Linked DNA regions of Homo sapiens: region 2 is linked to region 1. Evidence: read pairs that join two places in POLR2A ChIA-PET (ENCODE). Cell type or tissue: B cell. All regions are shown on one strand.

Region 1 (8,000 bases):
ATTATGTCACCCAGGCTGGTCTCAAATTCCTGCAGCGTGGCTTTTTGTTTATGGTTGGTTTGTTTTTAAAGGACTGAGGAGAGCCCAGAGCACTAGCTGAGGTTCAGAAGTGGAGAGGGAGATTTTCTTGCAGTTTTGCCATTAAGTGGCTTTGCTTCAGCCTCTCTCATCGCTAAATTCCTTTTCCGTAAAGGGAAGATAATGCAACCACTTTCTTAGTGTTTTCTCCTAGTGTTTGCAGGTGGGCCTTTAATGCAAGGCCAAACACATGTCCATGTTCTGCTCGAATCTGAAAAGATTTCATTAAGAATCCAGTGTTAAATCATAGATCTTCTTCATCAGGGCCTTTTCCTGATGCCATTCTGTTTCTTTTCAGGGATTACTTTTATATTATGACCTTGTGGAGTCAACATTTGAAAAGCTCAGGTTGCCTAGCAGGAAGGTTGATGCTTTGGATCATTTTCAAAAGTGCTTTCTGATTTTCAAATTGCCTCGTCAAAGAGTGGACAGTGACCAGTCCAGCTGGCAGGAAGGAAAGACCTGGAAGGCCATCCGTGTGGATTTAGTTCTGTGCCCCTACGAGCGTCGTGCCTTTGCCCTGTTGGGATGGACTGGCTCCCGGGTAAGTGCTACATGGACCCATGGGATGATGTTAGCTTTCTGAAAGACGTAGGCCGAGTCTACCTGGGCCCAGGGGAGAGATGACGGCAACAGGGGCTGGGTGACAGGGGAGGGGCCAGTACCCAGAAACCTCTAACTCAAGGCATCCTGTCCACACATGGCCAAGTATGACAGATTAATTTAGAACAGTTATTCCCAGTGTGTGGTCCCCAACACCAGCAGCAGCAACCTTACCCAGGAACAGGTTAGACATGGAAATTCTTCACCCCACTCCAAACCTATGGAATCAAATCAGCATCTCTGGGGATTTCAGCCCGGAAATTTGTTTGGAAAAGGCTTCTAGGTGTTTCTGATGCAGCTCAAGTAGGAGAACCACTGAAGTACAGAAACCAGCAAGGGGATTGAAATAGGAAACAATTAATAAAGTGGAGAGGCAACTCACAGATTGGGAAAAAATATCTGCACATCATACATCACATAAGGGCCATTATCCAGCATATACAAGGAAACCAAAAGACTCAATAACAAGAAAACAAATAATCCTATTTAAAAATGGGCAAAGGACTTGAATAGATATTTCTCAAAAGAAGACATATAAATGGCAAGCAGATATTGCCATCTTGCTTAACATCTCTAATCATCAGAGAAATGCAAATTAAAACCACAATAAGATGTTATCTCACATCCGTCAGATTGGCTATTATCAAAAACATGAAAGACAGCAGGTGTTAGTGAGGCTGTGGAGAAAAGGGAACCCTCTTGTATTGTTGGTGGTGTTGTAAATTACACATTTTGGAAAATAGTATGGAAGTTCCTCAAAAAACTAAAAACAGGGCTACCATATGATCCAGCAATCTTACTTCTGGGTATATAGCCAAAGGAAATGAACTCAGTATGTCAAAGAGAGGTCTGCACTCCCGTGTTCATTGCAGCATGATACACCATAGCCAAGATATTATATAAAAACAACCTAAGCATCCACAGCAGATGAATGGATTTTTAAAATGTAGTATATGCACAGTGGAGTATGACACAGCCTTTCGAAAACAGGACATTCTGTCATTTGAGACAACATGGTTGAACCTAGAGGACATTATGTTAAGTGGAATAAGTCAGGCACAGAGAGACAAATACTGTATGATCTCGTTTCTGTATATGTAGAATCTAAAACAGTCAAACTCGTAGAAGTACAGAATAGAATGTAGAATGGTGGTTAGCAGAGGCTGGGGGATGAGGACAGAAAATGGACAGGGAAAAGGGTCAACAAGTACAAAGTTCCAGTCAGACAGGTGGAATAAACTCTGTTCTATTGCACAGTATGGTGACTATAGTTAATAAAAGTGTATATTTCAAAGTAGCTAAAAGAGAGGATTTTTAATGTTCTTACCACAAAGAAATGGTAGAAGTTTGAGGTGATGGACATGCTAATTAGTCTGATTTTATCATTCTGCAATGTATATAGATGTATCAAAATATCATATTATAACCCACAAATGCATACAATTATTATATGTTAATTAAAAATAAAATCAAGCTATAAAATTTTTCTGAAAGAGCACAAGTTGAGTTCATCCCAGACCTGGTTGCAAGCTCCTGCACTGCTTCTTACTGTTGGGTGATCTTGGACAAGTTCTCTATATCCTGTAAAACTCAATTTTCCCGTCAGGAAAATGAGGACGATGACCTTAGCTACTTCCCTGAGTTGCAGAGACATTAGGTGACATGATGTTCTCAAAGCCTCAGCACCAAGCCAGCACGTGGCCAGTACTGGATAAGTAGTAGCTTCCATATCCTGTCACTCACAGGAGAGGACACCTGTGATTTGAGTCCCATTCGCATGTGTTCCACCCTCCCAACTAAACACCTCACCCTGTTTCTCCTGTTTTCCCAGGTAGCTGGTTGTTGCTTTGAGTGAAATGGGTTCGTAGAGGGTTTTTTATACAGATGAATGACACAACACAAATTAATTGTTCTCAGCCGTGGGTTAAATGTCAGGTGTCTTTGCTTTGGACTGGAATTAATTCAGCACAGCATCTTAGCACTGGGATTTCTTACTCTAATCACAAATGTTGACTGACAACTAAATGCTTTTTTCATTCCTAAAAAAAGGGGAAGAAAAGAAAAAATATATCATAAATGCAACTTGTCTGATAGACATAAATCTTTGGGAACACATAGTTGATTGAGAAAGGGGAACGTTCCAGAAAGAAGTCCTTGGTTATGCAATGTCATGCCAGTTAAGCATCACTGGCTGAAGTGGTTGACATTTGCCCATTTTATTTTTAAGATGGACATGTTTTCAACACATTCTAGTCTGTTTCCTCAGAGTACTCAGAAATTGTTGCTGTTGGTTCTGCAAGGCACTGGCAGAGCACTAAGCTCTTTTGCTTTTTAGCTGGGTGACTTTAAACAAATAAAGGACTTCTGATTGCAAAGTCCATCTCCTCAACCATCCCGGGTGAGCTTTCCTAAAATAGCAAATTGTTCCTTACCACTAGAGGGCACCAGTATCCCAGGCTTGCTCCCTACTCCCACATGAAGAGGACAAAATTTCTAGATTGTGTTTCTCTCAGGAAAACTAGTCTCCATGACAATTCGTTGCCCTCCTTTCCCAAGGTGTTCCTGTCCTCTGTCTTAGGCTTCATGTATTGCTCCCTTCAGTCTCAGAGCCCATTCCTGACTGTGGGAGATGTCATCCAGGAGCAGTTGACTTAGACGATCAGTTTCATGGCATCTCAGTGTGAAAGGATGTTAAAGCCAGAGGGAGTCTTAATCATGTCCTTCCTCCATCCTTTCATTCACTCAACCAAGACTCAGGGAGTCTGGATGACTTGACAGGAGATGCACAGCCAGGTAGGGACAAAGTCCAGGCTGGAACGGGTTCCCTGACTCCTCCATCCTCTTTTACAATAACAATATTCCAAATCATGTAACACCCACCAAACTAGTATTTATCCAGCATTTACTCTGGACCAGGCATTATCCTGGTAGAACGCTCACGCTATTCATTTATTCATTCAATAAAACATTTGCTATACATCTTCTACATGCGAGGCACTATTTGAGGGAATACAGTTGTGGACAGAACAAACCAGGTTCCTGCTCTCACAGAGCTTACATTCTAGTGTGTTCATGGGAGCACGGACTTCTGTCACCAGAGAATTTGGCCCTGGGGGAGGAAAATCACTTTGAGAATGTTTAGTGGAGTTACATATTTCACTAGAGGGATGTAGCCACCTAATACTGAAGACATTCTAGACGTGTTAATAATTTATTTTAACTATCTCCTATCCAGCAGTTTGAGAGAGACCTCCGGCGCTATGCCACACATGAGCGGAAGATGATTCTGGATAACCATGCTTTATATGACAAGACCAAGGTACAGTTCTCTTCCTAAAAGGGGCTACTTTGATCCTCATCCCCAAGGCTGGCCCCCGAGCTTTTTTCATGGACTGATTTTAGTATCCAGGTATGGTTTCCTTTGTCATGCGTGTTCTATTTCCAGTTCATCATAGTTGAGGGCAGCAAGAAAGATTTCCACAGACTCGCAGTTTCCACCCGGCCCAGAATGCAATTCGAGAGATTTTGGCTGAAACATGATGAGCTAATTGGGCTTCCAGAACAAGTCCAGCAGTGAACATTAACTGGGTTTGGTATATCCTTGGTGTTGGCAATGAGTAACTCCAAAGTAAACCAGGGATCCCCAGAAATCACAAATACTACTTGTGTACCCCTCAAATGCAGGGGGCAGTGGCATTTTGAGTGGCCATGTAGGCCATTAACAACAGTCTCCTGCAAGAAAGAGAGCAACAGAGCTGCCCTGAGACATAAATGAGCATCCAGCTAGTCTCATTGACTACCCATGTCACTCATTTGGTGTGCTAGTCTTACTGTGGTCATGATCCAATTCATCCCTCAGCAAAACGATAGATGCCTGTAGAAGTTAGAAGAGTTAAATATCCAACTGTTAAATCCACAGTTCTAAGGGCTACTCTTCTTACAGATATCAAGGACACCAAAATAGGCTCCATGGGGAAGAAAACTCAAAATAACTAGAAGTAATGGTAGTGGCCAGGCGCAGTGGCTCACGTCTGTAATCCCAGCACTTTGGGAGGCCGAGGCGGGTGGATCACTTGAGGTCAGGAGTTCAAGATCAGCCAACATGGTGAAACCCCATCTCTACTAAAAATACAAAAAATAACCAGGTGTGGCGGCTCGCACACACCCAGCTACTTGGGAGGCTGAGGCAGGAGAATCACTTGAACCCGGGAGGCAGAGGCTGCAGTGAGCCGAGATCACACCACTGCACTCCAGCCTGGGCAACAGAGTGAGACTCTGTGTCAGGAAAAAAAAAAAAAAAAAAGTAATGATCATTTCCCTCTAGGAGCTTGTAGTCTAAATGAGATGTATTCAGTTAGAGTTGTCTCAGTTACAAATGTTAGAAATCAAATCTAAAGTGGCATAAACAAAAAAGGGAACTTGGGTTATATACTGCAATGTCGAAGCGTTCAGGGGCAGCCGAATATGGGTGCTCAGGCAGGCTTCCCTCAGTATTGCCTTTATTCTCAGGCAGGTTTCCCCATAAGTCCCACTCTTCCAGCTACTTCAACAGAGAAGAGCCTGTTTCCTAATAGTTCCCCCAAGAATCCTACCTGATGCTCATTGGCCAGGCCTGGGTCATGTGCCTATCCCTGAACCCATTACTGTGGCTCTGATTGGCCAGACTTGGGTCATGTGCTGCTTCTTGGAATTGGGAGCAGCTGCACCTAACCCTCCTGGACTGAGAGTCAAGAGGAGTGGTTTCCCATAGAAAAATCCAGGTGCTGCTCACAGAAGAGGGGGCTGTGGATGCTGGCAGGAAAGCCTCGGATGCTAAGCATGTGGGTGAAGGCAGATTCACATAGTACAATGAAGGAACACTTACAAATTAATACATTCTAAATAGTTCAATGTAAGCAAGTACCTTCTATGTGCCTAGCACCGTGCTATGTACAAGAAGGGATGGAGGAGAAGAGCTGCTTGGTCTTAAAGAGATCACAGAGTGGGATCCTGCTGGGGTTAGAGGCAAGCATGGAAAGCTAAGGAAAACCCAACACATACAAGTATCCTATAATTACCAGCAGTACAAAATTATAACTGCATGTTAGAATTACCCAGTGCGTTCAGATAGATTGATTATAAGATCTCTCCTGAGCTTCTGATTTCACTGGACTGGGGTATGGCTCAAGCTTCAATGTTTATTTTTTAAACTCCATCAGGTTGTTCTAATAAACAGCTGTGGTTCAGAACTACAGCCCGTAGGAAAAATATCCAAATGGCTTTTGCTGAATATGTTAAAGCTGTTATGATTTTACTTTAATTCATTTAGTACCATGTTTTGGAAAGTCAGTTAAAATGACTTTTTATACTCAGAAGCAGGGAATTATGTTTGGGCTGTAATTCATTCTGACAAGGCAATTTTATAAGTAACACTTTCACTGTGTCCACACCATGGTGCTTATGAAAAATATCTGAATGCACATATTTCTTGTTATGTTTTCAGAGGATATTCCTCAAAGCAGAAAGTGAAGAAGAAATTTTTGCGCATCTGGGATTGGATTATATTGAACCGTGGGAAAGAAATGCCTAGGAAAGTGTTGTCAACATTTTTTTCCTATTCTTTTCAAGTTAAATAAATTATGCTTCATATTAGTAAAAGATGCCATAGGAGAGTTTGGGGTTATTTAGGTCTTATTGAAATGCAGATTGCTACTAGAAATAAATAACTTTGGAAACATGGGAAGGTGCCACTGGTAATGGGTAAGGTTCTAATAGGCCATGTTTATGACTGTTGCATAGAATTCACAATGCATTTTTCAAGAGAAATGATGTTGTCACTGGTGGCTCATTCAGGGAAGCTCATCAAAGCCCACTTTGTTCGCAGTGTAGCTGAAATACTGTCTATCTCTAATAAAAACAGGAGGAAACAAGATGATGGAATCTGTTTTTCTTCACTCAAATATTATAAACTATTTTAAAACACAAGTGTAACCAAGTGGAAGAATAAAGAGCTTACAGTTTGTCTTAAGGGGACAAACAGGTTTAATTAGAAGATGCAGAGATTCCAGAGGGGATTTGGGTCCGTTCTGGAGCTTGTGGAGGAGGGGTGCTGCCTCTGGACTGGCTCAGCTCGGCTCAGTGCCTGCTCCTTCCCGGCCATCATACAGCTGGTTCCCTAAGCATCCCAGCACAGGACCACATAAAGGATGTATTCTCCCTGCCATCGTGCTGAAGGAAAGACAATGTCCTAAACCATCAAAGAAATATCTCCCTCTTTTTTCCATCTTGGAGCTTCTGTCTACACCTTATGGCTCAGTCTCTCTCAGGAAGTCAGTCTCTCTTGGCTTCTTATCTGAGGGCACCCAAGGGAAGGGAGGGAGCCCTGGCTGAGGGAAATTTTGGAACTCCCAGGCTCCAGACCCATTCTTTCCTCCTGCCTCCTCCAGGAGGCATAGACCCTTTGCCTTGAAGGGAGTTAACAGGTCATCTGTTCCAGCTGCTTCCGTGTCTTCAGCCTGCTAAAGAGCTGGGAGGCCCATGACGACCGTTTTCCCTTCCTTCCAGTCCCTCTGGGAAGAGGATATTGGGAGATACAATACCTTTTGGCTATTGTGACTAATGCTGCTGTGAACATTGGCCTACAAGTATCTGTTTGAGTCCCTGCTTTCAATCCTTTTGGTAGGGACCTAGTAATAAAATTGCTAGATTCAATGGCTATTCTATACTATGTTTAACTCTTTGTGGAACCACTGTACTGTTTTCCATAACAACTGCACCGTATTACATTCTTAACCAACAGTGCGCAAGCGTTCCAATTTCTCCACATCCTCAACACTTGTTATCTTCTGCATTATCTGTTTTATAATAGCTGTCTTAATGGGTGTGAAGTGGCGGGTGAAAACTTTTGCCCATCCTGGAACCCAAAGACAGTCCAGGCTGAAACTAACACACTGAAAGGGCCTCAGATGGTGTGTGTGCCTGTCACATCTTGAGTTGATGGCTAAAAAAAGCTGGGGACAACAAGAGGGTGGACAGCAGCCACCCCCACTGGCCTCAAATCCCAAAATCCACAAAGTATTCTAGTCTTTTCTGCTGCCCAGTGTTTCCCAGTTATGACATTCAAGATTATTCTAGGTAGTAAGTAGATGAATATTTTCATACTGATATAATCAATAAATATTTATTGGGTGCTTACCATGTCAGTCATTTTTCTAGGCACAGGGCATAGAAAAGATAACAAAACTGTCAAAAATCTCTGCCTGTATGATTATAAGCATAAAGCTTATGTTCTAGAAAGGTGTTTATTTGTGTTCGAAAGGTGTTAAGAAAATGGTTCCTTA
Region 2 (8,000 bases), 350 kb after region 1:
GGATGCACTATTAGAGCAACTGCACACAAATACTAGAGAATGAAATAGCTAGCACTATAGAGTAAGATTTCGATAAACAAACACCTGTTCATAGATCAGTTACTCCTGATCCTTAAGTGTCCCTTCTTAGATTAAATGGCTTAACTTAAGGGGCAAAGCCTGCTCTCCAGGTTGATTTACAATTCTAACGATTGAAGCTTTAGGGTAACTTGATGTTATTACTCCTCTGCTGATTTTTTTTTTCCTTTCCTTCTTGCTGGTAAGAGCGGGTACTCAAAGGATGGGAATCGTGACTGCAGGGTCATCAAGATGGCTGAGTCCAGCTCCTGCATCTGTTGTTTGAAGCTCCTTTCCCACATGCCAAATGCCTACTTCAAACCAATGACACTGGCACATGGGAGTTCACCTTTGCAAGAGCTGCCTTCTCTCCAAGGATGCTTTCCCGTCTTCCGTTTCCTCAAGGAAGAAATCAAGGGAAAAGGGAAGCACCTTTCTTCCTTCCCTGCTCTAATTTGTACCGTCTCCCCATGATGAGATAAGCCTGTGCTGACTGATACCTGGGTGTGGAGCGAGCTGCATGTGACCCCGTCATTCTTTTTTCTTTTCGCCCCATTAATAGATGCTTTTTAGCCACTTCACCAACTGACCCCAAGCCTCACCTCTGGTCTCTAATCAAAACCTTAACAGGGTTTTCCATAAACTGAAATTTACATTCAATCATCACCATAGCAACCATCACACAGAATTAGATACAACTTTTCCATCTCTGATGTAATCTACTTTTTTAAAAAGAGCTGCTTTCCTCTTCAATTGCAAATCCAAGCTATTCAGAAGATAACCATTAAAAATCTATTTTGAAAAAACTACATTTAAACAGACTGTAGCAAGGTTCTTAAAACAGGTATTTGAAGTAGTTTCTAGACACTTAGTAACATACACTTATTCCCCCAAATGGTGGCCATCATTGCACAAGTCTCCAGGATTTGGTCCAGTGTTAAGAATCGAACAACGCTTCTGTGAAAATTGTCACAACCAAAACTTAAAAGGTGCCCTGAGATAACAACTGCAAGCCAGGGCATACAATTCTGTTAATTTCTAAAGGATGTCCGCATCATGTCTAAAAATAAATAAATAAAACAAGGTTGGACTGTTCAGTGTGTAATTGGCAAATCCCCCAAAATTTCTGGAATTCACCTAGTCATCCAAGAGGAATTATTCAATTGCTAAAGTGGCTTAAGACTGTGAGAATAGGCAACTGTAAGGAGAGTACGCCACAGATAAAGAGATAAATCCTCATTCAAGGAGTCTAAATGTTTCTCACTCTATGAGTACAATGCTGTAAGAGAGGCCTTGAATATTCAGAGATGTTGGAAATGTATTTCAGATTTAGAAAAAGGTAAGAAAAGACACTTTCAGAAAATGTACTGACAAAAAAAAATCTACTTATGACACTAATCCCACTAACAAATTAATGAAGCCCACCCATCTCATCACTTCTATACATCTCATTCCATTGCTACTTAGAATCCCAGAAACTGGGCAATTCAGTTGTATTGAAAATTGAGATAATAAAATCAAGTCATTTTCCATAAGCCAAATCATTTTATTCTATGTATTTACAGCCGAACTATGATGTAGTGATAGTCCATTCATTTAATTCATTCATCAAGCATTTATTGAGCACTAGATGCTACTACGTGCTGAGAGCTGCATTTAATAAAGATAAGTGACATATCATCCAAGACCTCATTACTTTTCTAATTCATAGGATGGCAGATGTTTTATGCCCAAATGTCAGGGAAATTGTAATCCATTTCCTCTGAATAAACATTCAAGACTGTATATATAGGAAGTAATGCTGGTCACATGGCTGTGCTACTCATTGTAATAACTCCAGTCTGGACACTTGAATTAGACTGATGGCTAACAGTCTACCACTTTTATTATTAAGACCTGGTAGGCCTCACCACAGGGCATTTATTTTGAGATTTCTGAAAACGCCCTGACTTAGTTCCAGTGCCATTCTGCCACTTAGGAGATAGGGCTGAATTCCACCCCAAATGACAAAGAAACTCCTCTAAATACTCCTAACAGTTAGGCATTGTGTAGAGCAAAAATAAGCCATTCTTAAAGCTTCTCAGCCATTCTTTTCTATTAAAGACCATTGGCATAGCTAGTTAGGCAATGTGAGCAAGGAGTGGGTTATTTCCAAATAGTTGCCAAAGTATCTTACATGCCCAGAAGTGAGAAGTCTTGCATATTAAGTGTGATAATATATACAAGAAAAACGCTAGTCCAGGAATGGGATGCTGGTTTCCTCCCAGGTGCCAACTCTAGTGGAACGGCAGTGGATGGCCATTCCCCTGAGCGAGGCTTGTGCTGAGGCCAAGGCCCAGCTCAGTGAGACAAGATGTCTTGATTCACCCACAAAGTCTGATCTGGGAGCAGACAGGCTGTGCTGTACAATGTGTTCCACTGTCCAAGGCAGCCTGGACCATGCTGCAGGGGGAGAGGCAGACCTATGCCACTGAGTTACTGGAGAGAGTTTGCAGAAATAATCAGAAAGAACATCCCAGTGCCTTCAAAGACCAATGAACCTGTGCTGGCAATCTTAAGAAAAACTTTGAGGTGCAATTGGCAGAACTTAAGACAGAATGGGTACCTTCCAAATGGTTGGAAAAGATAAGAGCCAAACAAATATATTCCATACTGAAATTTTAAAAAAACTTCACCAAGAACCATCAGCAATGGAAAACCTAAATAAGATCACAAAAATTAAAGATCAGAGCAGTTGAGGCGGCACTCTCTGATAGATGTTGCCAATTAACAGGACAAGCTGAGGATAAGGATAAAATCCTTTTGTAAGAGTTGAACCAATACATGCATTGCAACCAACACCAGATTCTTGGTTTTTTGTTTGTGTTTGCTTTTTTAAAAGATCGGTAGGAAGATCACAATCTCCCCAACACAGCCTCCTAGAAATGATGCAGACGTGTGGCTTTTGCGGAGGAAGGAAGCAAAGAATGTTTTGGTTATCTTCTGTAAACTTATACTGCTTTTGAAAAATATAAATAAATATATCTACAAATGCCACAAAATTCAGCTTATGAGTTATTTATGCTGTGATTTTCTTTTTTAGAGTTCCTTAGATAACCAGTGTCAAATCTAAAATGATCCTTGCATGGTTTGGGAGTGGTCATTCCAGTGGTCATCAAATTCAAGATGCACAAACCCATCGCTGGTATGAACTAGGCAAAGAGAGAGCACCTCCAAATCTCCCCCATCCTGGTACTTCATTGTTCAGGTCCACAAAGCTGGGAGGAGCAGAGGCAGCCAGGCTGTGGTTGGGCAAGAAAGGACACAAACCATCTTCATCTGCCCACAGCCCCTGGAGCCATAGTTGGGCTGGTAGCCAATGCTGATGAAATAGCAGACACAAGCCGTGGGTGAGGAAGGTGGTGGCAAGGAAAGAGGGGAGATGTGTCTCCATTCACCATCTCAGTTACATCTCCCACAGCCCTGCGAGGTGTGCATTTTCACTGCATTTTACCCACAACTGAAATGAAGCCTATGAAAGTCTTGCCCCATAACCCAGAGCTGGTGACTAGAGCCAGGATTAGAGTTCTGCAAAACTGAATCTTAGGCTTGCGGCTTTGGCCAACTGAGTTCCTTCATATCCAGGGTCCATGTCCACATGTCCTGGTCCGATGCAGCAGTAGGGAACTAAAGAGTTAATTCTGACAACACAGGGCAGAGCATGGAGGCATCTTCAGGGATGACATGTGTGCCCATCCCTGCTGAGTAGTAAGTCCCAGATGCTGAAACTAGCCACCAACAGACTAATGCCCACACACTGGCTGAGCTCCTGAGACCCTGGACAGCAGGGCCTGTCTTTGCTACAGAATCTGTAATCCCTCTGCCACGTCCCATATAGCACCAAGTCCTCACTAAATTCAAGGGGTGGATGTTTAATAAATACATATTAGTGGGAGGGCAGCAGAAGCACCTGAGGCAAATATGAAACTGCATTTGATGCTTTATTTAGATCATGAGTGTTCCAAAAGCATTTTTTTCCTTCACAATTCAGGATGTAGGCAGTCAACGCATATTTTTGTCAGATAATGACTATCACCCTAACCAGATAGTAATTTAATCACTCTGTTCCAAAGCTGCTTCAGCGGAGAACTAACTAAAATATCTGTGCTCCAAGACTTCAACCCAACAGCCAGCCAACTAAACAGCATTTACTAAGATCTCTGAGAGCCCACACTGTGCTAAGCAAAAGGAAAATCCCACAGAATAATATGTGGGCCCTGCTCCTACTGGATTTACACACTCTAGCTCGGGAACCAAACTGGAATTCAGGAGACAATTCGATAAATGAGTTTTACCCGTGGATGTACCGCAAATGAGCTCCACAGGAGTCCAGAGCAAAGAGAAACCACAGGTAACAGAATTTGAGTTGGATGGGCTTAGGCAGTGGGATAAAGAAGAAAGACAAAAAAGATACAGATTTTCCCCCAGCCTCTTAAGAACATAACAGCATTTCACAGTATCCACAAGAGCACCCGTAGCTTTCATGATATTCACCCAGTCAGCCCTCAGCATTGTGCGGCTGCTTGACTAGGACTACTTTATGCCCCGACCATCCTCTGTTAAATACAGAGACAGCACAGTCAGGTTCCTGCAGACTGCGTGTGCAGCTGTGCGTCATATCTCTTCCACTCAACATCTAGAATGCAAATCCAAACCAACTTGGTTCGTTAACATTTACAGAAAAAATACATAAAATTTCAACATGGATCCCACAATGGCCCACTCTGCCCTGTGAAGGGCAGGATGGATGGAGGTGGGTGTGCCCAGGCCGTGCCTTTGAAAGCCACTGCCTTGAACGCTCCTTTTTCCCTCTGTGTTTTAGAAACTGATCTCTTGATCTCTGTTAGATGACTCTGATTAAGATCTCCTCCTTTCAGACCGAGGCGGGTGGATCACAAAGTCAGGAGATCGAGACCATCCTGGCTAATACGGTGAAACCCCGTCTCTACTAAAAATACAAAAAATTAGCCGGGTGCGGTGGCGGGCGCCTGTAGTCCCAGCTACTCGGGAGGCTGAGGCAGGAGAATAGTGTGAACCCGGGAGGAGGAGCTTGCAGTGAGCCGAGACAGCGCCACCGCAGTCCGGCCTGGGCAAAAGAGCGATACTCCATCTCAAAAAAAAAAAAAAAAAAAAAAAAAAAAAAGAAAAAAGATCTCCTCCTTTCAAGGATGAATTGGAGCCTTCTTTGATTTTGCATCCCTAGCACAGAGCCTGGTCCATGGTGGGTGTTTGATAAATAGTGAATTAAGAAAAACATCCATTTGTCCAGGCCCACCCCGTGAGTGCCAATCTCACACTTCCAAATGTCCACTCTGCAGTGATTTTGGGTTGTGTAATCATTACCAGATCAGCACTCCTGAGAGTGAATGCCCAACCCTCCTCCAAAATTAGCTGCCCCTGTAGACTATCATTTCTGTCAGTGACATCATTCTTCCAGTCACCCACGCTCAAAATCTTATCTTCTTGTCCCGCTTTCTCTATTTTTCCCATTGAATTTCCCTCCTAAATCTCGTACACGTATCTCTTGCTTTCTAATCCCAAGGCCACCATCCGTTGAGGCCCTAACCACCCTCATGCCTGCATTAAAGACCTTGTGCACTAACTTCCTCCACAACTCAGGGAAGCATGTAAACACTAGACCCACCCTTCCTTCCCTTCCTAGTCTGTGGAACTCACCACTGCTCTTCCTTCCTCCGCATGAACTGCACATGGAGCCTGCCCATCCCTCTCTGCCATCAGCCCTGTCCCTGCTTTATCCTAAGGCCTGAGCCTGGAGTGGCATCTGGGTAGGCAACGGTTGGGAAGCTAGTTAGGGTGACTTATTCACAGAGCTGGTTTGGAGCAAATCTGATGGGGAGGCATGAAGGGGTGGGGGACAGGAAATTTCCCTTGAAGAAGCCTTGGCAGAGTAAGCACACTCTTTCTCTTCAACGTTATGTTTATGTGCCAGGGGGCTACTGCAGATTTAGGGACAAACAACTCACCCACCCACCCACAAGCACCTCATGGCATTTTCACTGTTGATTCGACAGGCACTTCAGGGCCTTTTGCTCCTCCCAGCCAATGTCATTCCCCACCCAGGATGAAGATGAGGCCTTGCAAAAACACACCACCTGAGCCCTCTAAAGTTCATAAATAGTGATAGTAAAGGGGGTTGGTGATAAGAATCAAAGGGCGAGGATAAGTCACAGGAACTTAGCACTTGATACTATCTCAATAAAATACGAGGCCATGGAAATGTGCTATGATATATTCCTCAGAAAATGTTTATAACATGGCTCTCATTTCTTTCTAAAATTAATTTTCTAATTAAAACATAAAAATTACATATATTTATCATGTACACCATGATGTTTAAAAATATGCACACATTAGGCTGGGCGCGGTGGCTCACGCCTATAATCCCAGCAGTTTGGTAGCCCGAGGCAGGTGGATTACTTGAGGTCAGGAGTTCGAGACCAGCCTGGCCAACATGGTGAAATCCCATCTCTACTAAAAATACAAACATTAGCTGGCGTAGTGGCACATGCCTGTAGTCCCAGCTACTCAGGATGCTGAGGCAGGAGAATCACTTAAACCCAGGAGGCGGAGGGTGCAGTGAGCTGAGATCATGCCACTGTACTCCAGGCCTGGGTGATAGAGCAAGACTCTGTCTCAAAAAAAAGAAAGAAAGAAAGAAAGAAAGAAAAGAAAATATGCATGCATCATAAAGTGGCTAGATCTGGCTAATTAAAATACGCATTACCCCCACCCCCCATCTTTCACGTAGGTAGGATCTACATGTGCTTATCTCTACATCCAACCGACTAAAGAACAAGAGATAGCCCTTTAGCTGGACCATTTCCATAGTTTCTCCAAATGCCATTTTGGTCACATTGCTGTCCCAGGCAACAGAAGGCCCTCTGAGATAAAATGGGTAAGGCTCTTACCACATCCTGATGTTGAAGGTTCTTCTTCCACTGACTCAATATAACCTTCATAATCATTTTTCCCCACTATCCCAGACTCAGGCCACTTCTCAGCCCAAATGCAAACGCATCCTGTGCTTTCCTCTCCCTGTGCCTTGCCCATGGAGTTCCCTCGTCCTGGGATGTCTTTCCCTTTAATCCTTACCGATGCCTCTTAAAATCCAACCCTCCTGGCCGGGTGTGGTGGCTCACACCTGTAATCCCAGTACTTTGGGAGGCCGAGGCAGGCGGATCATGAGGCCAGGAGATCAAGACCATCCTGGCTAACATGATGAAACCCCGTCTCTACTAAAAATACAAAAAAAAAAAATTAGCTGGGCGTGGTGGCGGGCGCCTGTAGTCCCAGCTACTCAGGAGGCCGAGGCAGGAGAATGGCGTGAACCCAAGAGGCGGAGCTTGCAGTGAGCCAAGATCGCACCACTGCACTCCAGCCCGGGCAACAGAGCAAGAGCAAGACTCTGTCTCAAAAAAAAAAAAAAAAAAAAAAAATCCAACCCTCTTAAAATCCAATCCTTTCTTTCAGTGTCATCCTCTCCATGAAGTTTTCAACTGTCCACCCCATTGAAAGCCCTTTCTTATTTTGCAGATTCTATGTACATGCCAGTCCCACAGCAGGCAACTTCCATGCTTAGGAACTGAACTCACCCACTGAGTTCTCCGTCTTCCCTCTACCCCACAATCATGCACCATGTCCTGCTGGTCCTGTCTGCTTTTTACCCCTCCAAAGTGTTCCTTCTTCTCCTTACTCACTGCCCCTGCTCAGCGCAGGCCCACAGCACCTCTCCCCTGAAAGAATGCAGCAGCCACGTGCCCAGGATCCAGCCTCCAGCCTCCAGCCCTGCCTGACATGGCCATTCCAGGTGTCAGTGTTCTCTCTTAAATCTAGTAGAATTCTGTTCTCTGTTACTACTGTCCAGGAATCCTAATCTGCCCTTC

What was found. ChIA-PET counts read pairs that join two places held together with the same protein. Peaks named below come from ENCODE experiments on the same cell type or tissue, not always from the same donor. Only the 100,000 strongest peaks of a DNase experiment are listed, where the experiment ranks them.
Region 2: POLR2A ChIA-PET joins it to region 1 with 8 read pairs; 1 of 35 experiments calls an interaction of 5 or more read pairs at or near these places.

Annotation. Positions count from the first base shown.
Region 1 is chr10:96,331,975-96,339,974 of GRCh38, forward strand. It overlaps DNTT (DNA nucleotidylexotransferase), which reads left to right. Exons shown (of 11, transcript NM_004088.4): 9 at 377-622; 10 at 3,917-4,000; 11 at 6,164-6,590. The coding sequence ends at 6,250. Among named protein-coding and RNA genes, the nearest start is that of OPALIN, 23 kb to the right of the region's middle. In B cell, a CTCF peak has its summit at 3,090 (motif pointing right); a DNase peak (open chromatin) is centred at 3,117.
Region 2 is chr10:96,682,047-96,690,046 of GRCh38, forward strand. All of the region lies in intron 2 of PIK3AP1 (phosphoinositide-3-kinase adaptor protein 1), which reads right to left. Among named protein-coding and RNA genes, the nearest start is that of PIK3AP1, 34 kb to the right of the region's middle. In B cell, no CTCF peak of the experiment used is centred here; DNase peaks (open chromatin) are centred at 4,683 and 5,705; H3K4me3 peaks cover 1,387 bases; H3K27ac peaks cover 7,918 bases.